Regions from separate parts of the Homo sapiens genome. Here regions 1 and 2 are each linked to region 3. The links are chromatin loops, found by intact Hi-C in ENCODE. Cell type or tissue: A673. All regions are shown on one strand. Region 1 overlaps DIP2B (disco interacting protein 2 homolog B). Region 2 overlaps DIP2B (disco interacting protein 2 homolog B). Region 3 overlaps DIP2B (disco interacting protein 2 homolog B).

Region 1 (8,000 bases), 96 kb after region 3:
GGACTACAGGTGTGTGCCACCACGCCTGGCTAATTGTTAAAAAAATTTTTTTTGTAGAGGCATGAGTTTTGCTCTATTACCCAGGCTGGTCTTCACCTTCTGGGCTCCAGCGATCCTCCCATCATGGCCTCCCAAAGTACTGGGATTACAGGCGTGAGCCACCGTGCCTGGCCACTTGAATACTATTAATATTTCTGATCGCTTCAAACATGCTGTAATTATCGGCCTTTGTAAATGTTGTTCCTCTGCTTAGAACACCCTCACTACCGTCCCCACTTCTTCTGGCCACTGCCAAATTCATACTCATTCTTCAAGCTGCAGCTCAAGTGTCACCAGCTCAGTGAAGCACTACCACTCCCCTACCCTGGCTTATCGAGCTTGAATGAACTGCTCTTTATTCTGTGATGTCAGTGTTCTTGATTCACATCTCATATTCAGAGCATCAATAAAATGGCTATAAACATCTTTAAAAGAAACCATAGGAATAAAATCCAGTCCACACATAAGGTTTCTGAATAGAAAGAGGAAAAAATGCTACTCCATCAGGGTTTTAAAGATTAGTTATTAGGAATTACCTTTCCAGAATGTTTAGTATCATCTTGACCATATTAATTAGCTTGAGGGCAGCTGTAAGAATGTTATGTAGACTTAAGTGACCTACCACAGTCTGCTTTATTTCATAGTTGCTCCTTTTGCGAGTTGCATAGGAACAAGACTGATTCTTAGAGCTTTATATCTCATATGTCCCTACACTGTCCTTTACACTCAGTAAATATCTGTGGAATTGGTGGGGTTCTGAAGCATCAGGTATCCAGGATGAATTGATGATTCCAGCTCTTGTCTCTTTCACTGCAGTGTCTATTCAGGCCACCAGTCTGTCTTAATTCCTCCTATGGAGTTAGAGAACAACCTTTTCCTCTGGCTCTCCACAGTCAACCAGTACAAAATAAGGGACACTTTCTGCTCCTATTCAGTGATGGAGCTCTGCACCAAAGGTCTTGGGAACCAAGTGGAAGTGCTAAAGGTAAGAAGCAGCTCCAGCAGGTGGCCAGTCCCAAAAGGTTCTGAAGAAATGCGCCAGGACGTAACAGGGCCAGAGCAGGGGCTAACAGACATGTTTGCTTGCCTTTTTCAAGTCACTCAGTTAAAAAAGGGTGTATTTTAAACTTTGGCAAGTTTATCTCTTCCACCTTCCTAATTTAGTGCACTCTTCCACAGTTTAATATGATTCTTACTTTGTGGACAAGAAGCGGAAACTGGTTGGGAGGCTAACTGGAAAGACTTTATGTAAACATAAAAGGGAACTGTGGCTTCCAATACTTTTTTTTCCTAATAGAATTTGAAACCTCAAAATATTAGGAATTCAGAATATCTCCAAAGATAAGGGTAACTCATTGATTCATGTGTGTGTCAAATGATGATCTGTCTGACTTGCAGATGAGAAAGTCAGAAGATACTGAATTTTCTTTGATAGAAAAATATCTTTGGAATGCAAAAAGAGATGAGATTAGATCGCCAGAGTTCTAGATTAATTTTTCTCTCAGTCTCATCAAATAGGGGGACATCTAAGGTACAGAAATGAGGAGGGATAAAAACATTGCTGAAGAGCCTTAGATTTTTAGAAGAAAGAGGAAAGAACTAGAGAATGAGCAAATTTACCAGCAGATAGTGATTTTAATGGGATGCCTTGTCCGTTTCTTCTTTTCTGAAAGCTGCTTTTTTCTCTGTGTGCCTGAGGTGAGAATACACAATTGCTTGGCTTTTCCTGACCAAGGAGCTAGAACAGTGGCCTTACCTGTTCAGTTCTTTTATGATCCTACTGACTTGGCTCCCATATAATGGTGTCTTGCAGACCAGAGGGATCAACCTCTCCTGCGTCCGGACCTGTGTGGTGGTGGCGGAGGAGAGGCCCCGCGTTGCACTCCAGCAGTCCTTCTCTAAGCTCTTCAAAGACATCGGGCTGTCCCCGCGGGCTGTCAGCACCACTTTTGGATCAAGAGTCAATGTAGCAATATGTTTACAGGTGACCCTCATGAAATCTTGTCTGTTGACAAATGGGAGAGGAATATGGAGTATCCCAGAGCATGGGCTTTGGAGCCAGGCTGCCTGGGCTTGGGCCCCAGCCGCACTTACTTGCTTTGGAACTTCGGGCTTTTAAATCTCGATTTCTTTGTGTCTCATTTTGCTCATCTGTAAGGTGAAGGTAGCAGTACTGTGCTTCCCCAGGCAGCTTGCACAATCACTGAGCTGCCAACTCGGAGTTCTTGGAGCAGTGCTGACAGTGAGCGCAGTGTTGGTGTTTACTTGAGTCATCGTCGTGTGGTCATGATGACGAGTCACAAAGATTTGAGTCCTATTTGGATTTTACTTGTATCTGACCTGTTTTTCCTTTTTCTTTTTTTTTTTATTTGAGACGGAGCCTTGCTCTGTCACCCCAGCTGGAGTGTAGTGGTGCAGTCTCAGCTTACTGCAACCTCCACCTCCTGGGTTCAAGCGGTTCTCTCACGTCAGCCTCCAGAGTAGCTGGGATTACAGGCGTGTACCACCACGCCCGGCTATTTTTTGTATTTTTAGTAGAGACAGGGTTTCGCCCTGTTGACCAGGCTGGTCTCAAACTCCTGACCTCAAGTGATCCAGCCGCCTCAGCCTCCCAAAGTGCTGGGATTACAGACATGAGCCACCGCGCCCGGTCTGACCTTCTGTTTTTCTGTCTCTATATTCTATACCATTTTTTTTCTTTCTTTTTTTTTTTTTTTTTCCAAACAATAACCTTGTATTCTCTTCTCTACCCAGATGGCAACTTTGTCATGTTATTCTTGATGGGTAAATAACAGAAAAGGGACTAGAACTGAGACTAATTTTATGTATTAATGTGTAATAAGGCAAATATAGCGCCAGGTGTGGTGGTTCATGGCTATAATCCCAACACTTTGTGAGGCCAAGGCAGGAGGATTGCTTGAGCCCTGAAGTTTGAGACCAGCCTGGGCAACATAGTTGAGACCTCATCTCTCCCCTACCCCCACCACTCACCTGCAAAAAATATAGATGGGCTTAGTGGTACATGCCTCTAGTCCCAGCTACCTGGAAGTCTGAGGCAAGGGGATTGCTTGAGCCCAGGAGGTTGAGGCTGCAGTGAGCTGTGATTGTACCGCTGCACTCCAGCAACCTGGGCAACAGATTGAGACCCTGTCTCTTAAAAAAATAATAAGGCAAATATAGGCATGGACAAAGTGAGTGAAAGAAGATAGCACACATGGGTGGATTATTTCAGGTCTTCTGTGACCTTCTTCTTTCAGAAGGGTCTTGATGGTTTAAACTTGAGCCCCATCATAGCCCTCTTGCTGTCACTGTGGCCAATACTGGTTTTGCAAGTCCCTGGGTTGCCGACCTGTGTCACCTCTGCTTTGAATCCAGGGATGAAAGCCCTCCTCAGCATGGAAATGTTTCAGTGCTGCCACAGTCCCCGTGATAAGAGTGAGAGCAGGGGGCCTACTCTCAAGGGGAGGAGAGGTGAAAAGAGTGTGGATTTTTCATGTATATGGCTAAATTATTTCTTGGTTTGAAAATGTGAAATACAGTTTATCGAAATTCTAAACAACGCATTGATTTGTCTTTCTTTAGGGAACCTCAGGGCCTGATCCGACTACTGTGTATGTGGATCTGAAATCACTAAGACATGACAGGTACAACAGATTTATTAATGCTCCTTTCCTACTAGTTCCTAAGCATAACAAATTCGGAACCTCAAAGCCAGCATTTTCCCTCATTCCTTTTGTTCATATATTCCAGGAGGGGAATGGGAAGAGGGAAGGAATTTGTTTTTATCATTAATACATAAGATTTACATTTATAAGAAAGCTTTAATTCTCTCAGTTGCTACACTGTTCTTTAATATTAAAGTATAATAGTTATTGCCCATATAAAAGTATTTTGTGACATTTGATATAAATTAAACTAAAATGGATAGTCTCTTTCCTCTAAGAGTTTAAAAATAATAGGACAGATAAGATAAATGAGTCAGAGTAGGGTTTTTGAAACAACACTTTATCTGAGCCCCATGGGTAAAAGCCTGCCTCCTTAGCCCAGAAGGGAATTTTAGCTGTGTCCGGCAGTGAGCGCTGGCCCAGGGCTCTAAGACTTCTCTTCCCAAGCCCCACTACCCTGGATGTGTTATCTGGAGTGCCCCACTGCACTGACCTAGCCTGCATAGGTGGAACATCTCTCTCATGCAGCAGTTTGAAACCTGGGAAGATTTTGCCACCCTAGAGGAGATTTGACAATGTCTGGAAACATTTTGGGTTGTCATAAAAGGGGGCTTGCTACTGACATCTAGTGGGCAGAGGCCAGAGGTGTTGGTAAACACCGCAATGCACAGGATAGCCCCTTTCAACAAAAAATTATCTGGCCAAAATGTTAGTAGTGCTGAGTTTGAGAAACCCCTCTGTAGTATGAGGAAGAGAGACAAGTTAGAGGTTGTGGGAAGGCAGCACCGAGCTGCAGGAACATGGCGACTTCTCCTCTTAAAAGCCCTATATATAGTAAATACCGTTCTTCTGCAGGGTTCGTCTCGTGGAACGTGGCGCCCCTCAGAGTTTGCTTCTCTCAGAGTCTGGAAAGGTAATTTGTTCTGTTGACCATGGGGAAGGTGGGCTGTGTGGAGAAGTGGTTCAGTTTAAAGAAACCAGAAGCCATATAATATATTAGTGTCCAGGGCAAGCCTTAATTGAAATCTGGAGATAATTTCAGCTTGGCTAATACTTTCAAATTCATATGGGTACATAGATAAGAAGAATAGTAAATTTGAACTCTCTTAATTTCCATCGATTTTTAAAAATCCAACTGACATGTTATTCTTATTGACAGACCAGCAAAATGCAGTGCTCATTGTATGAAAGGTGGATAGAAGAGCTGGTTCTATGTTTTTTTTTCATGGTTTTTTTTGTTTTTTTGTTTTTTGTTTTTTGTTTTTTTTGAGATGGAGTCTCACTCTGCCACCCAGGCTAGAGTGCAGTGGCGCGATCTCGGCTCACTGCAACCTCTGCCTCCCAGATTCAAGGAGAACTTGCCTCAGCCTCCGAGTAGCCGGGGTTACAGGCACCTGCCCCCACGCCCAGCTAATTTTTGTGTTTTTAGTAAAGATGGGGTTTCACCATGTTGGCCAGGCTGGTCTTGAACTCCTGACATCAGGTGATCACCTGCCTCGGCCTCCCAAAGTGCTGGGATTACAGGCATGAGCCACTATGCCCGGCCCGGTTCTATCTTACAAACGTCACAAGGAGAAAGCTAGGAGAGGCCGAGATGGGAGTGTGGTTTAAGGTCAGGGAAGACACACATGCATTTAAAGTTGAAAGGAAAATAAAAATGGGGATGAGATTAAAGATATTTGAGAGTTAACATCTGTGGGAGTAAGATTTCTTAGATTAGAATGAGGCTATAAAACGTCAAAAGAGAGATTTAGTGAGAAGCAATTTACTAAGGATGATAGGAAACCCACATGCATTGTCAAGACAAGTGGGAATTTCTCTGCCCTTTGATGAGATAATGATGATACCTCAGAATCCTGTCTAGTAATTCTGAAGGGCAGTGAAAAAATTGTGGAGGGAAAAAAAGAATCCCTGCCAAACCTACTTGGTGGTGTATCACCCCATGGGGCGCTTACTCCAGTCTCACTTTCCGTTTGCATCTGCGAGCAGAGGGGGATTTGGCTGATTTTGTCACTGCCTTGTCACATCTTCACTTGCCTCAGCAGCCAAGCACACCTCACGAGCATTAGCCTGTGCCCACCCTGGACTAAGGGAACCGTCTCATCTCTTCCTTGAGGTTTTAGATGTTTGCACCCAGATAATTATTGAGGGCTTCTCAAGTAACCTCATACTTTAGAAACCCAAGATAAAAAGGGAGTTTGAAGGGGGCAGAATATGGGTAACCAGAGAGGCCCTTCTTTTGTTAGAATGGCTGAGCCATTCCCTCAGCCAGCGTATGTGTCTTCCTTTTCCTTCCTGAGGAAGATCCTAGGGTCAAGGATATCCTTCTGTCCTGCAAAGCTGCTGCTGTCCTCTGTCACTCTTCACATTCCTCCAACTCTAGCACCAGCTGGAGTCTGGAGTGGAGTGACTTAGGCTGTCCCTGCCTGCTGCCCTTTCTGTTTTAAAGGGTTTCACTGCCATCATTCCAGTGAATGAGAAAGAACATGAAAAGGGAAAGGTTATTCTACAAATTCTACTGTTAAGGTCCTGATCTGCAATTTCTCATCCCTTTGAAGAGATGGCAGACTGGCTCCCATTTTATTTTTGAGGCTGAGTTTTATTAGACCTTTCGTCTTCAATGAACTGAGGAAGGTTCAGTGAGAGCAAGACACAAGGTCTCTGCCATGATCCCCTCAGGGTAGCTGCTGTGATGCCGCTACAGCTGGCTCGCCATGTGTGCCTCTCTCACCTCTCCAGCAGGTAACTAACCGTGCGTTTCCTGGAGGTCATTAGATTTCACTGAACTCAATCTTTGTATTTTCCCTTTGATTCTTAGATTTTACCTGGAGTGAAAGTGGTTATTGTTAATCCTGAGACCAAAGGGCCGGTTGGAGACTCTCACCTTGGAGAGGTTTGTAATAATTTTCATTTTTACTCTGAAAAGTCAGCAGTAAAAATCTCTAGGGTTCACATTTTAGAAATCAGTAAAACTGTGGATTTAGCTTTCCCCCGTTGTGAATGGAGTTAATTTTTTTCTGTAAGGCATGAGACTGAAATTGACAGAAGAGGGAGATTGAAACTGGGATCCAGGGAAGATTTAGGCACCCAAACTGGAAATGGTACCAGATTTGTCCACTGACATGCCCTTAGCTAGAAAGGAAAGTGAGCAAATCCTACATATTCCCACCTATTAAGGTATGAAACTGAAAGGAGTCACATACTTACAAATTTTTAAGGTCATTCAGATGTTATATTGTATTCTAAAATGTATCCATGTTTGCATTAACAAAAAAATTCTAGGCCCAGCCCTTTAACAAAAAATATTTATATATAAATACATATTATTTGTATATAAGTATATAAAAATTAACTATATAAAATAGTTAATTTTTCTTCCCCCAAATCTTTGTTTTTGTTTGTTTATTTGAGACAGTCTCACTCTGTTGCCCAGGCTGGGCTTACTGCAACCTCCGCCTCCCGGGTTCAAGTGATTCTTGTGCCTCGGCCTTCCCAAGTAGCTGGGACTACAGGCACGTGCCACCATGTCTGGCTAACTTTTTGTATTTTTAGTAGAGATAGGGTTTTACTATGTTGCCCAGGCTGGTCTCGAACTCATGAGTTCAGGTGATCCGCCTGCCTTAGCCTCCCAAAATACTAGGATTACAGGCATGAGCCCCCATGCCCAGCCTCCCCAAATCTTTGAAGGATGCTGATATTTCATTACGTAGCTGAATGGGAGGAGTCCTGTAAGTGCAGGAGCCAGATGACCTCGGCTCTGCCACTTACAAGCTTCTCAGTATTGGACAGGTTAATTTCTTGGGGCCTCAGTTTCCTCATCCATAAATAATAATAGCACTGGTGGCCGGGCGCAGTGGCTCACATCTGTAATCCCAGCACTTTGGGAGGCCAAGGCGGGTGAATCACGAGGTCAAGAGATCGAGACCATCCTGGCCAACATGAGGAAACTCCGTCTCTACTAAAAATACAAAAATTAGCTGGACATGGTGGCGTGTGCCCGTAGTCCCAGCTACTCAGGAGGCTGAGGCTTGAACCTGGGAAGCAGAGGTTGCAGTGAGCCGAGATCACGTCACTGCACTCCAGCCTGATGACAGAGCAAGACTCTCAAAAATAATAATAATAATAATAGCACCATCCAGGTGCAGTGGCTCAGGCCTGTAATCCCAACACTTTGGGAGGCTGAAGCAGGAGTTTGAGGCCACTCCACTTTGAGGCCAGGAGTTTGAGGCCAACTGGGCAACATAGCAAAGACCCCATCTCTACTTCGAAAAATTTTTTTTTTCTGAGACAGTGTAT
Region 2 (8,000 bases), 55 kb before region 3:
TAAAAGATATTGATTTTAGTACATCTTAATGCCTGAGTCCACATTTTTGTACAATTCTGTGTTGTGTCAAGGAAAAACATTTGTACAATTGTTTGAGAGTTGTGAGCTGACTTTTTAAACATCATTTCTACTTGAAAGAATAAATGAGAGATAAACTATGGTTATATATTTAGATTTGGATGTCAGCCAGATATTTTCTCAAAAATGAATGAAATGAGCCTGTTGCTGGCAGCATTTGTTGACAATTATAAGTTACAGTGAACTGATAGTGATTTTAAGCAAAAATAAAAATTTTAGAAAACCTGAATCTAGGTCAGGCACAATGGCTCACACCTGTAATCCCAACACTTTGGGAGGCCAAGGAGGGCAGATCACTTGAGCCCAGGAGTTGGACACCAGCCTGGGCAACATGGTGAAACCCCGTCTCTACAAAAAATACAAAATTAGCCAGGTGTGGTGGCAGGTGCCTGTAACCCCAGCTAGTCAGGAGGCTGAGGCAGGAAAATCACTTGAACCTGGGAGGTGGAGGTTGCAGTGAGCCGAGATCATGGCACTGTACTCCAGCCTGGGTGATAGAGTGAGACTCCGTCTCAAAAAAAAAAAAAAAAAAAAAAAAAAAAAAAAAATATATATATATATATATATATATATATATATATATATATATATATATATATATATATATATATATATATATATACATAGCTTCATGGACCCCTGTAATTTTGGAGAGACCCCCAGAAACTGTGGACCACATTTTTGGAGAACTGCAGATTGAAAGTAAAGTCATTTCTGACTCAACTGTATTTCCTTCTCACTTCCCTTATTTCTTCTCTTTGCCTTTACTTTTGATGAGATTGGCCTGGTAGGTGTGCTGATCTGGTATGGATACAATTCCTGGTCAGATCTCCACTTCTGACTGGCAGTCTTGGCACAGGCACTGGACAAATGCTGGAAATAACCATGGGCACAAAGGAGAAGACCAGTTCTTAGCTTAACCTAGACCTTGTGGGGCAAAAACAACAGGGAAGGGCCAACCTTGCTAACTTTGTTGGCTTGCTTGTGTGTACATTCAGAAATTGGTCATATCACGTGGACTTGAATCCACAGTGAGACATTAATTGTGAGTCAAGTACTTTCCTTCTGAAGAAGTCTTTAGGGCTCCAGGACAGGAGAGACTCTTAGGCTAAAAAGGGCCCTCCAGAGGTCTCAGCACTACACACTGTTGCCCCAAACCTTCTGAGTTATATCACAGTCATTTCATTCTGATTCATTCTAATTATCTCCAGGTAAAGGGCTCCAGTTTCCTGGCTTTAATAAGCCTTTGGAGTTAAGAGATTTTTCCTTATGAGTACTCCAGATGCCCTCTTTTATAATTTAAGCTAATTTCCTTTAATTTTATTTTTTAAAATAAAAATAGCCAAGAATGGTGCTCCTTATGCTTTTTCTTTATATTTTGCAGAAATTTTATTATCTATATTTTTACTCCAGTCTACTTTATCCTTTCTTTTCTTTTTCCTTTTTTTTTTTTTTTGAGACTGTGTCTCACTCTGTTGCCCAGACTAGAGTGTAGTGGCGTGATCTCGGCTCACTGCAACTTTCTTCTATTTTTAACCCAGTTCCTTCAGTTCAGTTGTTCTGAACTGAGGCAATTTTGCACCCCTCAACCGTCAGGGTACATTTGGCAAGGTCTAGAGACATTTTTGGTTGTCAGAGCTCTGGGTTGGGGGATGAAATTGCTACTGGCATTTAATGGGTAGAGGTCAGCAGAATTACTAATTGTTTTGTTACAGCAATACTTTCACACACTTTATGTTCAAATGATGGAAATATCCTACAGTGCACACAGCACCCTCCATCAACAAAGAATTATCTAGCCCAAAATGTCAACAATGCCAGCCTTGAAGGACCGACCCGGCTTTAGTCCTTCCTTGTAATTTGGTAGCTCTTTCTTAATGTTTTTTGCTGCATTATGAATTCAGTTTTACTTTGTATATTAACTAGAATTGTGGTTTTATTTTGGAGAAACTATTTTGTGTTCGGAATAACTAAATACATTTTAGAGGTCGCTCACTCTTTGGAATTCTGACTTACATTTGTGCTATAGGTCATGCCACATCATTACTTTCTGCATGTGAATGAGCACAACTACTTGATGACTTTCAAAAACACAGATTTCTGGCCCAATTGAGACTTTAAAAGAACTCTTCTGGAAATGCCTGTAATTAGCCAGATTTGGGAATCATTGAAACAGGAATTTATTCATAAGCTAAAAAATAGGCAGGCTTTTAAGACCGCTACTGCATAAAGAAAATGTCCTTTGTGGCTCTCAGAAATAATATCCACCCTCCTGGGCAACCAGTTCTGTCAGTAAAACCAGTCAGGTAACCATCAGGTTGGAGGCGCCCAATAGGAGTGTGATTCTTTCCGGCTGTATGCTGTACAGTTGACCTTGTTTGCCACAAATTAGGTTTCCAAAGAGGGAGAGTAAAAAGAAATGTGGAAGGGGGTAGAGGAGATTGCTAGTAGAATAAAATACTATTTACCATATACCCTAGGAGGGGCCTTACTCAGTGCTGATTTCTCCTCCATAGCGTCTACTTGCTACCCACATTCACCACAGTGGTAGGTGACCTTAAACACTACTTGTGGTGTACGTTATCGTGCCCAAGACAGTGGAGTCACCGGGCAGCACAAGGGATATCCACTCAACTCCTGCTGACTCAGGCATGGTTTGCTTGCCCTGTCCATACTTTACTTACTCTTGGCTGAAAGGAAAGTTAATGAAGATGAGCTCATTTGTTGCAGCAGTTTCATGAGGTATACAGTTAGAAATTTGTTGAGGAAGGGAAGAAAAGATAAATATCTTTTACTTTTTTCTTTTTTGCAGCCAGAATGTAGCCTTTAATACTGATTGAGGCAGAGCTCAGTGTGAGAGCTGTGCGAGCCTGCACTGAATCCTCGAGTTAGGCCCCCTTGTCTCAGGCAGCCCTGGACCTGGGCAGGCCTCCTGCAGAGAGGACACAGGGCATGGTGGAGCATGCTTGATCAAAGAGAAGGGCAGTAACTTTTTAGATGAAGTGAATTTTGTTTGGAAGGATAATAGCTTCTTTTTCTTTTTTTCTGTTTTTTTTTTTTTTTTTTTTTTTTGAGTGGAGTTTCGTTCTTTTTGTCCAGGCTGGGGTTCAATGGTGCGATCTCAGCTCACTGCAGCCTCCGCCTCCCGGGTTCAAGTGATTCTCCTGCCTCAGCCTCCAAGTAGCTGGGATTACAGGTGCGCACCACCACGCCTGGCTAATTTTGTATTTTTAGTAGAGACGGGGTTTCACCACATTGTCCAGACTGGTCTCGAACTCCTGACTTCAGGCGATTTGCCCGCCTTGGCCTCCCAAAGTGCTGGGATTACAGGCGTGACCCACCACACCTGGCCTAATAGCTTTTTTTTCTGATTAGTTATTAAGGAAGCAGAGTAGAATTCTATGAAACATTGTAATATTAGTTTATATTGGAAGTATAAAATAAATACTGGCTCCATCTTAGCCCTCTGGATTTCTTTTATTTTTGTTTTTACCCTTTTTAACGGAGATTTTCAAACATATACCAGAGTAGAACTGTATGGTGAATCTCCATGTACCCATCACCCACCAACAGCAGTGAAAACACATGACCCATCTACTTTCATCTGTGCCCCATCCACTTTTCTTCTCCTGCACCCTCCCCAGCCTCCAGTTATTTTAAAAACATATTTCAAGCATTAACGGATAATTTCACTTACAAGTACGTAAGCTAGTCAGTGGTCGTGTTTCCCCTGATGGTATGCACATTTTTTTCTTTAGTTAGTTGTCTGGTTTCTTTTTAAAAGATGGCTGATAATCAGATGATGTAATCAAATTTTGGGGGTGTGTGGGGTCTATAACATTCTGCTTTTTGTCAGGGGGGCATTTACCTAGATTAGAATTACAAAGATGATGTTACAAATCTAATTCTTGGTATAAATTTAGATAATAAAATTGATTGAAGGAAATGTTTACCGTATACACAAAGTGTTAGTAGGATTCCATGTAGACATAACCACAAGCCACAAATGGGCTTCATTGTTGCCTGGAAGCCCTACTGGTAAATTTGTTTCCTCATGTTCTGAGAGGACTATTACATATCTTTTCCTCAAACCCACACACATGTCCTTTATTCTCTTAGCCAATGGCCTTGTTTCATGCTTCTCTGATAAAATAGAAATCTTTCCAGAGTGATACCCTCATCTTCCCTCCACCACATCTACACGTTTTTTTTTTGGCAGCCAGACTCCTCTTCTATTGTGTCCCTCCAGTTGGTTATAGTGGTGGCGAGTACTTGTTTCATCTGAACCCCCACCTGTGCTTCAGTCCCTCCATTGGTGCTGAGCACCCCTACCTTCCCAAGGCGCTTACTGCTTCTGTGGTCTGCTTTCCTCCCCCATCTGCAGGTGCTGCTTGTCTCCCGGAGCATCCCTATTGATCATAGACAGATGTCCCGATGTAGGATTTTTTGACTTTACGAAGGTGTGGAAGTGATACAAATTCAGTACGGTCCTTTACTTACAGTGGGGTAACGTACTGATAAACCCATCCTAAGTTGAAAATACTGTAAATTGAAAACACACTTACAGTTCATGATATTTTCTATTTACGATGGGTTTATCTGCACATACCCCATCATAAATAAAAGAGCATCTGTGCAGATAACACTCTGGTGTACCCCCATCTTGAGAAATAATCCTTTATTAAATCAACCTGTCTCTCTAGTCAGTGACCCACTTTTTTCTCCCCATGACAGCACAACTCTTGGAAGAGTTGTCTACTCTTTCTTCCATTTCTTCTCTTCCAGTTTCTTTAGACCACTCAGTCCTGGCTGCCATCCTCACTGCTTCACTGAAACCATCCTTGTTGGAAGCACCAAGGTCCCCAGTGAGGGCATCCAGTCATTTTCTGTCTGCCTCACAGACCTATTCTCATTCCCTTTACTTCCATTGCCCAACCTCTGAATGCTGGAATGCCCTGGAGCTCAGTCTTGGGCTTCACTTCTCTTTATTTACACTCTCTCCCATGTGATTTCACCCACTTCCATGGCTTTAAATGCCATCTTTATGTGGATGATTTCTAAATCTATATCCACAGCCAAGGCTCATCCTCTAACTTCCACCTTGATATCAGTAACCTGTGACCCAGACCTCACAGGTACAGAGGCAAGTTCTGACTTTTTCCCCCTAGTCCTTTTTCATTTTAGCAAATGGACCCTAGTTTCTCATGCCTGAAACATGGGAGCCATCTTAAATTTTTCCCTGCCCCTGTCCAGCCCTTCAGCAGTTTTATCAGTTTCACCTCAGTACATATCTCAAATGCATTCACTTCTCTCCGTCTGCATTTCCACCACTAATCACCATCATTTCTCAACTAGAAAACTGCTAGAATTTCCTGATTGGTTTCTGTGCTTCCATTTTTGTCTCTTGTATGCTGTTCTCTTCACAGCAGGCAGAGTGTTCTATTAAAAATGTATTTGTTATTTATTTATTTTTTATATTTCTTGGAGACAGAATCTCACTGTGTGGTCCAGCCTGGAGTGCAGTGGTGTGATCTCACCTCACTACAACCTCTGCTTCCCGGGTTCAAGCGATTCTCCTGCCTCAGCCTCCTGAGTAGCTGGGATTACAGATGTGTGCCGCCACACCTGGCTTATTTTTGTATTTTTAGTAGAGATGGAGTTTCACCATGTTGGCCAGGCTGGTCTTGAACTCGTGACCTCAAGTGAGCTGTCCACCTCTGCCTCCTAAAGTGTTGGAATTACAGGCGTGAACCACCGCGCCTGGCCAAAAATGTTTAACCATATCATCTAACGCTTTGCTTAGTCCTTAATGGCTGCATTACATGTAGAATCAATTACGACTCCTTCAGGAACCTGCCTGCTTCTCCTGCTTCGTTTCTACCTTTTTTCCTGTCCCTCATTATGCTGTGGCTATACTTGTCCTCTTTCACAGCAGGATCTTTCATGCCCCAGGGCCTTGACACTTGCTGTTCCTTCTACATGGACTCTTCTGTTTCTGGCTCTCATCCTTATGCTTCAAGATGCAGATTAAATGACACTTCTTCTGAGAGCCTTTTTCTGATCACCCTTCCCAAAGTAGTGACTTATCCACCTCAATCTGTTCTTTGTCACATTATCTATTTTTCCAGCAAATATTGATTGAGTGCCTATTCTGTGCCCAGCACTGTTCCAGGCATTGGAAATAGAGCATTGGGCAAGGTAGACACACTCAGGAAGCTTATGTATAGTTGGGAGACAAACCACAGATAAATCGTGTGCTGACTGTGACCTGTGCCTTGTAGACAGATGAAGCGTGGGCTAAGGGGATGGAGGGAATTGAGGGGTAGCTGCTCTTCTAGTCAGAGTGGCCAGAGGAGGAGACATTTTGGCAAGGACTCCAATGAAGAGAGAGCATCATGTGAATGTTGGGGGGAAGAGTGTTCTGGCAAAGGAACAGCAGGTGAGGCCTCAAGGAGGAACAAGCTAGGTGCCTTAGAAGACTAGGTCAGTAGGTATGTGGCCAGAGTGGCATGAGGAAGAGCAGAGAGAACTGGCTGAGAAGTAGACAGGAGTCAGATCACTTAAGGCTTCCCAGGCCATGGTAAGGAGTTTAGTTTTTATTCAGAATGTGGGAAGTTTTGAGCAAGGTATAGACGTGATCTAATTTACATTTAAAAGGATCACTCTGTTATATGCAATTAATGCAGAGGTCAAGAGAAGACACAGAGAGACTCCCCAGAAGGTGACTTGCAGTCATCTAAGAGGATAACACTTTTGTCATTATCCTGGGCATTTACTTTTTTTCTAAAAATGAATGTATCTATCACTATAAGCTCTATAAAATCAAGGATCTTATCTGTCTGTTCACTGGAGTTCTTGATACCTAGCATAGTGCCACTTTCAGTGAATACTTTCAATTGAGTGAATGACCTGGAGGTTCCCACAAACACATGGCATTCTGAGAACTCATGCGTCCTAGATGTGGCCCATTTACTTTGTCTCAGGGCATTAGTCTTTTCATGTGTTCTGTTAATACAAGGGGATCAGACCTAGGAGGTGGTCTCTGAAGGCTCTGCCAGCCTCACTGTGGACAACAATATAGCTATTCCTGGTTTTACCAAAATGGTAAAAAAAATTACAAAGGAGGTGAGCATTCAAACAAAAATAAGATTTGCATTTAAAAAGTGATTTCAGCTAAAGTCCTGAGTAGAATGGATTGGAGGAGACAAGAGCCTGGGTTATTTGGAGGATGTAGAGAGGCAGGTCCAGGCAGATGACATGGGGCCTGGACTCAAGTGGCAGTCAAGGAGAATGCCCAAAAAGTGATGGGACTTTCCCAAACTTGTACAGAATTGAGGCTAAAACCTATACTCCCAGTTCCTAGTTCAGCACTTTTACTCTGATACTTTAAAAAAAACTTGAAGAAGTGAGTTTCTTAGAAAAGTTGTTGTAATGTATGCATATGCATAATGACAGTGATTTTACGTAAAACAAACAAACAACATTTTTTATTTGAGATGGAGTCTTGGTCTGTTGCCCAGACTGGAGTGCAGTGGTGTGATCTCGGCTCACTGCAACCTCTGCCTCCCGGGTTCAAGCGATTCTCCTGCCTCAGCCTCCTGAGTAGCTGGGACTACAGGTGTATGCCACCACGCCCAGCTAATTTTTGTATTTTTAGTAGAGATGAGGTTTCACCATGTTGGCCAGGCTGGTCTCAAACTCCTGACCTCAAGTGATCCACCCGCCTTGGCCTCCCAAAGTGTTGGGATTACAGGCGTGAGCCACTGTGCCCGGCAAAAAATTTTTTTAAATAAAAAGCTATTATAAACGTTTTGATCAAAATTTGCCCATATGAAAACATGTTTTTGCTTGTATATGCTTCTTTGGGTGGGTTCTCAAGACATCACCTGACTGTTAAACAGAAGAGGGAATGATATTTTCAC
Region 3 (8,000 bases):
TTAAGATACTTTGGATACAAGTAACTGATAATTCCAGCTAGCTTTAATAGAAAAAGAGTTCATTCTAAACTTACAGGGGTTACTGACAAATCTAAGGACAGTATGTATTTACTGAGTGCCTACTGTGTTCCAAATACTGTTTCGACACCAAGGAGACAGCATGGGACAAGACACTGCCCAGAACCTACCTGGCTTGCTCCGTCACTCTACTTAGGGGTTTGTTCAATTAGGGAAGTCCTGGAGAGGCCCTCCTTGACCAGCCCTATAAATAGTCCCCACTTCCATTATCTGAGTTGCATTTTAAAAGAGCTGTCTTTGGCCATCCCATAGATTGTGGCCTGTTTGTGTGTCTTATTCACCTACTGGAGGAACATTATTTTTTATTTTTTTTTATTCTTCATGTCCCCAGTTTCTAGCATTAGTGCCTGATATATAGTAGATGTTCTATAAATGTTTGCACAACTAAAAAGAAAGAGCATTTAGAATTTCTGGCATTTTCTTGAGTAAACATCTATGAAGATAAAAGTGTTAGGTAATACAAGAAGCAGGGCACTCTACACATTATAGAGTGGTCTCTTGTAGATTGATCCTGGCAACTTGTTTCCACCCTCAATAGATCTTTTAATATAGACCTACTAAAACCTCAAGAGGCTGTGCAGAGTATATCAATTCTCAAATGATATTCTAGCATTTCTTTAATTTTTAAATGAAGTTGGTACATCTATTTTAAATAGTACTACAAGATTTATAACAACAGAAATGAGCAGAAAGAAAAGGAGAGGCAGGATACTGCTCATTCTGTTTTGTCTTACTGTATTTGAGATTATTTGTGACGTTTGTGTGTTTGATTTTCTTCATCCTGTGACTTACTTCGTCTTTCACTTCATTTTTGAAGTGAATTGTGTTTATCTCCTGCTTCAGAATAAGATCTTACCTTTCACATTTTCTTTCTTGACCTATATGTTTCTGCATTGTTTTTCCCCCAGATTCCTGCCTACTTATTTTTTAGGGATAAATAATAAGTTTATGAAGATAGTTATTAATATTTGTTGATGTTCTTTAGCTTGCCTTGATAAGAAGTTCTGGTCACCCAAAGGTTTTTCCCAAACGTGGCTTCCTTTTGTGATTGCTGCTTGCTGTGCTGAGTGGCAGTCCCCGGTGTTCCAGTTCCTATAAGTACACTGCACTTGGCAGCTGCTTCGTGCTCCTTTCATCGCAGTTCTTCTAGGTTCAGTCCTGCCTTTGAAGTTGTTCAAGGGTGCGAGTGTGACCAAGTTAAAATGAAACAAAGGAAAACCCTTGTGTTTTATTCTCTCTCTCAAGCCTCTAATAATGCCTCCTGGAGTAGTCTGTAACCCTATTTTCCTTAATGTCCTTGTGTAAGTATATGAAGATAATGAGAGGCACACATTTTTGCATACAACTTATATGAATTGGAGATACACAAATAAGCAGGATTTTTAGGTAAACTTTAAATGGCTATCTCAACATTTTTGTGTTTATTTTTTCCGAGCAACTACTATTATTGGTGGAGGTGAGGAGACAGACAAGATCTTAATTATTTATTTTAATTAAAATACTAAATGCTTGCAATATGAAAGACCAAGGACCAGTTACTATAGGAGATACAAGATGCTTAAGACCAGCCTCTGACCTCAAGTTATTTACACTATAGCAGGAGAGATGACAGTTACACAAATGAGGATCATAAAAGAGAGTAGAATAAGTACTGTAAGAGAGCTCTAAACAAAGTAGCGTGGAAATTCAAAGGGACGTGAACTTAAAACCAGTTTTTGAAATCAGGAACAGCATTTTGGAATGCCACAGAACATTTCCAATTGTAAATACTCGGTAGGCAATGTGCCTCTGTGTATGTATGTATGCATAGGGTTTGAGGAGTGGAATCTATTTTGTTTTATGTGTCTCATTTTGATTTAAAAGTTCCTTCCCAAATGAGGCTCATAGCATAATGGAAAGAACATAGAATCTTTTTTCCAATCCCCATTCTGCTTTCATTTGTTTGGTTTGGATGGTATTGGAATCACTATGAATTGGAGCACACATTGCAATTATATCTGCCCCCGTATATCTCATCAGAAGGAAGTCCAGTATTTTCCTCTTGGGGCTTCTTTTTCCTCCTAAATTGTCTGAGAACCCTCAGGGATTATATAGGCAGTGCAAAAGGAGAGGTAGTAGATCCAGCTTTCACACCCAAAGGGGAAAGATCCCCACAGTCTGCTGTTTGCTTTCCATCATCTCACAGGGTGCTGCTGAATAACTGGTCCTCACTGTGTGACCAGCCAGTAATGCTGAGCCTGTTCCCTGCATCGGCTACTCTGATGCATCATGGAGGAGGAGCCAGGTACTCTACTTGGACTCCCGGAGCAGAGCTCCTGGTGTTGGCTCTTTTAGCCTCATGCACTGTCATTTTCCTGATGTCAAGTGGCCAAGGAAGCTCTGGGTCAGGATCTGTTCAGACACCTACCACTTTACAGACCTGGAGCTCCCAACCCGCTCTCCTTACAGAGTCTACCCCTGGAAAACAGGCAGGTGGCCCCTTTTCCAGACTCCAGACACTAGCACTCTCGTTCCTCTCTTGCCTTCTCTAGGCGGTGAGGTTAATCACCGACCCTTCAAAGGAAGACTGTCCTCAATTACTCACAGCTGCTCTAGCCTCTCAATCAAGAGGCTAGATTGATTGAGCCTTCTTGGATGGGGTGGGAGTGAGGGCCCTATAATGATTCAAGGTGATTATTGGTTCCCTCTCACTGTGGAAAAATCTGTAACGGGCATCCTGCTTCATTAATAGTATCTATCACATGGTGCTGTTGTGAAGACATAATGAGATGGTAATAGGCAAGAGCCATGGAAATATTATTATCATTGATATTCTGTCATTTCCTGTAAATCCCTTCAAAGGCTGCCCACTCGGCTTAGGACAAGTGACCTGATGCCACTTTTCTAGTCCAGTCTCATTTTGTAACACTCTACCCTTTTGCTGTATCTTTAGCCTCACTGGTCTTAGACTTGCCAAGGCTTTTCTCCCTCACTGGGCTTCTACAAACACCATGCTTTTGAATAAAGTGGCTTTTCCTTCTCTCTGCCTAGTTAAGTTTTGCATCACTGTCTCCTTTCAGCAGACATTCATCTTCCCTGAAACTCTAATACAAGTTAAATCCTTATTATGTGGGCTGGGAGACCCTTGTTCTTTTCCTCCTTAGCATGTATCACAAGGTCAAAGGTATACATATGGTGACCACTTGTTTAATGTGTTTCTTCTCTGGACACTAGCACCAAGAACAGTAGGCATGTCTGCTCTGTTCACCTCCCAGAAGTTGAACTATTAGGTTCCTTGGTTCTCAGAGCCCATCCTGTTTCACTCTGTTACTCTTGCAGGTGAGAATATCTGTTAAATCATAAGCAGAATTAAAAGATAACATGTGGAGGCTGGTGGCTTCCTTCCATCTTCCTGAGTGGAAATGTGTAGTTTTTTGCTACTAAATACCATTTTTTTCAGATTATCATCCTTACCATATTCAAACAATAGAAACATATTAGACTCTGATGTATTTTTCTGCCAAGGAACAATAACTTACATACATATTGATCATTGAGAAGGAAGGCTTTATGTTTTTGAACCTAAAATGTGTACTTTTTATTGTTACTAAACCTTTTAACATCATCACTATTTAAACATAATGGTGACCTCTAGTGGATATTCTGCATAACAGACTGAAAGATCAGAAACCCCCGAACTGAAGCTCTTGCTTTGTAATAATCAGCAAGTTGTCTTTTTCTTCGGATCTCTGTTTTATTTTGTGCTAGAATTTAGAAGTCATAAAGAAGACTTAATTTGTGAGTCTGGCAGCTTCCATTCCAGCACGTATTTGTATTGTCTTTTAGAATTTGGTTTTATGCGTAATTCATCCTATAAGCAGAACAATGAAATTGTAAAGAAATAGAGTACCTCAATCCAAATACCTTTGGGATTTTTATGTCCCACCTGACCCTTATAATTGTATATAAATAGTTTTTACATACAGTTATAATTATATTGTGTACATAATATTTTGTGTTCTTTTATCACTTGGCATTACTTTATTTGGACTGAAGTATCTGCATAGTCTACATATTTTTCATTTGTAATGGCATATAGTATCTCATTATGTTGATACATGTAGTTAAGTTTCATCTTTGCTTTTAGCTTTTCTTTACCATGGCAGTGAAACTGTGTATATCTTATTCAAAACACAGGAATCTGTATTTTAGCACCCCAGGTAATTTCTGAGATCTAGTTGGAGTGTGAAACCATGGTCAGGGAATGATTCACCTTGAGGCAGCATCTTGCCTGCCCAGCTGACATTACATATGCTGTTAAATAATGTCCTGCTGTCCTCCCATGCCCCCATACTCCTTCCCACCTCTTTTTGATGAGGCCTGAGGTATGGGTTGAGTAGCCCTTATCTGAAATGCTTGGGACTAGAAGTGTTTCAGATTTTTTTTTTTTGGAATATTTACATTATATACCAGTTGACCATCTGAAATCTGAAAATTGGCAATTAGAAATGTTTCAAGGAACATTCCTGTGAGCATTAGACAGGAGCTCAAAAAGTTTCGGATTTGGGTATTTGGGGTGTTCAACCTGTATGTTGTTTTCTGCCCCCATTCGTGATAAATCACTGCCCTTGCAAGTGAGCCAAGGTGGGAATAAGTCTCCACAATTTTTTTTTTTTTTTTTGAGACAGAGTCTTGCTCTGTCACTCAGGCTGGAGTGCAGTGGCACGATCTTGGCTCACTGCAACCTCTGCCTCCAGGTTCAAGTGATTCTCCTGCCTCAGCCTCCCCAAGTAGCTGAGACTACAGGCGTGAATTTGGGCAGGGCTAATTTTGGTGATTATTTTGCTCTATATGGTTGCCAACTGAGGTCATTCAGTGGTTGTCTTCCCCCTCACCTAGTAGATGGGCTGCTCTGGACAGTCCAAGATGGCTCATTCACATGTTTGATGCCTTGACAGGGCAGGTGGATGGCTGGGCTCAGCCGGAACTATTGACTAGAGCCTCAACACATGGCCTTTCCAGCATGCTACCTGCTTTTTTTTTTCTTTTTAAATGATATAACATTGTCATTATGAATCTCAGTTCCTGTAATACTCTGATGCTATCAGTCTTTACTGGGCTGTGTGGCACTGTTGCTTGTACTCCCCAGACCGCTGCTTTGAGTCTTTTTTTTTTTTCCTTAATTTTTTTGCTTTATAGGCTGATTCTCAGCTGGGATCTGGAGCAGTACATTTGCTGTGTAGGTGACATCTTAATATATTAGGCATTTAATTTGCTATGTGTAAGCTGCCTTGCTGGGCATAACCGGGTGCTATTTCAGAAACTTAAGCCTTAAGGAAATCCTGCAATATGTGACAACATGGATGAACCTGGAGGACATTATGCTGAGGAAAATAAAGCAGTCACAGAAGAACAAATACTGCATGATTCCACTTATATGGGACATCTAAGAGAGTCAAGCTCATAAAAGCAGAGAGTAGAATGGTGGTTGCCAGGGCATATAGGGAGCAGGAAATGAGGCATTGCTGTTCTGCAGGTATAAAGTTTCAGTTATGCAAGATTAGTAAGTTCTGCTTTATAACATCGTGCCTTATTAATACTAATAAGATATTAATACTACTGTATTTTACACTCAAAATTTTGTTAACGTACATCTCGTTAAGTTTTTTTATTGTAATTTTTTTTAAGAAACAGATTTGGAATTAATCATTTGAGATAAAAAGGCAGGAAAACATCAGAACTTAGTGTTTTTCTGTTTATTTACCCCATCCCCATATTCTTGATAAGACAGTACATTTTGGGAGGGGAGAGTATGGGGACAGGGTAGGGTCAGTGATGAGTCCAGTTGGAAGAGGGGCTAATAGACTTGACTTGAAGCTGTGCTGCATAATCACCCTGTTTTTGCTTGTATTATGTTTATCTGGAGTGACTGACGGTATGGTAGCTAAGGCTCCCCAAGCTATTCGTTGTCTCACTGTTTAGGATTGGGGATCATATGCAGTCAACTCCCCATCAGTACTGCCTCTCCTTGGAGTCTCTGGAATGGCCTTTTAATTTACATTTGTCTTCTTGCTATTCCTCTCCTATCAACCTGTTGACATTTAAGGCTCTAAGATGATATTTTTTAGTTTGGATGTCTTTGCATCATATTTATGTATTTATATTGAAACTCTAACCCTTTACTGTAGATGGGGTAATAGTACCTAGCTCAGAGTATTGTGAGAATGCTTAAAGTGCTTTAGAAAATGTTAGCTATTACTGTTACTGGATAACCATCTTTTAAACTTCCTTTTTTAGAAACTGATTCAGCAGTACAGAAAGAACTTAGAAACCAGACACCTGCTCCATCTGCAGCTCAAACTTCTGCTCCCTCTAAGTACCACCGAACTCGATCTGGGGGAGCCAGGGATGAACGATATCGATCAGGTGAGGAGAAGCTGCAGAATGGCCAGCTGAATCGTTTTCCTAACAGTAGTATGAACTGTGTATCCTGAGAGCTTCTAATACTTGTCTTTTTTTTCCCTATGAGGCACCAACAGTTTTATATTAACTCATTCACCAATCATTTATTTTGTACCCTACTATGTATCAGGTATAGTAGGTACTCAATAATTTGCTGGAAATGGAACAGCACATAAGACTGTTTCCGGCTGGGCGATGTGGCTCACGCCTGTAACCCCAGCACTTTGGGAGGCTGAGGCGGGCAGATCACTTGAGGTCAGGAGTTTGAGACCAGCCAGGCCAACATGGTGAAACCTCGTCTGTACTAAAAATACAAAAATTAGCTGGGCATGGTGGTGGGCACCTGTAATCCCAGCTACTCAGGAGGCTGAGACAGGAGAATCACTTGAACCTGGGAGGTGGAGGTTGCAGTGAGCTGAGATCCCACCACTGCACTCCAGCCTGGGCAACAGTGAGACTGCATCTCAAAAAAAATAAAGACTGTTTCTGCCCTTAAGGAATGTAACAGTTTAAGAAGAGAACCAGACAAGCATACAAGCACAAAGGCCATGTGAATAAATAAGTAAATAAGAAAGTGAAGGGTTGGGTCTTGTGGGTGGTACTAGGAGACCTCAGTGGATTCTATTGGAAGAGGCAGGCCCTTCTGTGTTTGCCAGAGTTGTTGCATAACTAGTCTCTCTTAATTGATGGAGCTGAAAGAAAACTCACAATGAAATTTCAAATTAGTTATTTCTTCTAACCCAAGAAGTACCCACAGGAAGGGAAGGAGCAAGGTGTGCCTGCATGGCAGCGGGAGCATGCTCCTGCTTGTACTGTGCTTGGGACCACCTGGCGGCCAGTACCAGGTGTGTGGCTTTGATAAGCAGAGGAACGACTGGTAGATCCCTAGAGCACGTGTGGTGCAGCAGGCCCTTCCCATGCCCACTTCCTGTCCGCTGCACCAAGAGTAGTCTCTGCAGCACATTTCTTGTTTTAAGAAGTGGCAGAATTAAGCAAAAAGACTAATGGGGATATTATTTATTTTCTTCAGATTTTTGTCTTCTTTGTACTGACCAAGGTTGCCTTAACATTTTCTTGAACTGAAAAACACAGTCTATATCACATCCTCTCAAAAACTGCTTTAGAGAAAATGAGAAAAGGACACAGTTGAAGAGCTACATCAGCTATTTTGTGAGCTGATTTTACTAGATACATATTTTCACACACAGAAGGAGAAAAGGATGAGAAATGTTCAGTCGGGAAAAAAAAAATAGAGGTTGTAATTTTATACCTAAACTGGTCTTGAGTGATAGGAGAGGCTTGCTCAGAGAACAAAGACATCCAAGCTGAGTCATGGCAGACAAACAAGAGTTAGCCAGGGAAATAGTGTTCAGAACTTAGAATGCAAGGGTCAGAAAGAGGTGGGAGATGAGGCTAGAAAGATTACCAGAGACCAGATCTTGTGGGATCTTGAATGTCACTGAAGGATTTTCAGCAGAGCA

What was found. Hi-C counts contacts between places; a loop is a spot of excess contacts. Peaks named below come from ENCODE experiments on the same cell type or tissue, not always from the same donor. Only the 100,000 strongest peaks of a DNase experiment are listed, where the experiment ranks them.
Region 1: a loop joins it to region 3, with 2.1 times the contacts of the local background. A loop is called at or near these places in 3 of 110 quality-filtered maps.
Region 2: a loop joins it to region 3, with 2.0 times the contacts of the local background. A loop is called at or near these places in 19 of 110 quality-filtered maps.

Annotation. Positions count from the first base shown.
Region 1 is chr12:50,730,514-50,738,513 of GRCh38, forward strand. It overlaps DIP2B (disco interacting protein 2 homolog B), which reads left to right. Exons shown (of 38, transcript NM_173602.3): 31 at 856-1,024; 32 at 1,853-2,023; 33 at 3,622-3,683; 34 at 4,560-4,617; 35 at 6,523-6,597. Among named protein-coding and RNA genes, the nearest start is that of ATF1, 30 kb to the right of the region's middle. In A673, a CTCF peak has its summit at 4,348 (motif pointing left); a DNase peak (open chromatin) is centred at 4,318.
Region 2 is chr12:50,579,020-50,587,019 of GRCh38, forward strand. The region is part of intron 1 of DIP2B (disco interacting protein 2 homolog B); the gene reads left to right. Among named protein-coding and RNA genes, the nearest start is that of DIP2B, 78 kb to the left of the region's middle. RefSeq lists enhancers at 423-562, 963-1,162. In A673, no CTCF peak of the experiment used is centred here; no DNase peak of the experiment used is centred here; H3K27ac peaks cover 2,350 bases.
Region 3 is chr12:50,634,370-50,642,369 of GRCh38, forward strand. DIP2B (disco interacting protein 2 homolog B) reads left to right here. Exons shown (of 38, transcript NM_173602.3): 3 at 6,355-6,483. Among named protein-coding and RNA genes, the nearest start is that of ATF1, 130 kb to the right of the region's middle. RefSeq lists an enhancer at 6,313-6,362. In A673, a CTCF peak has its summit at 3,714 (motif pointing left); a DNase peak (open chromatin) is centred at 3,732; H3K27ac peaks cover 2,052 bases.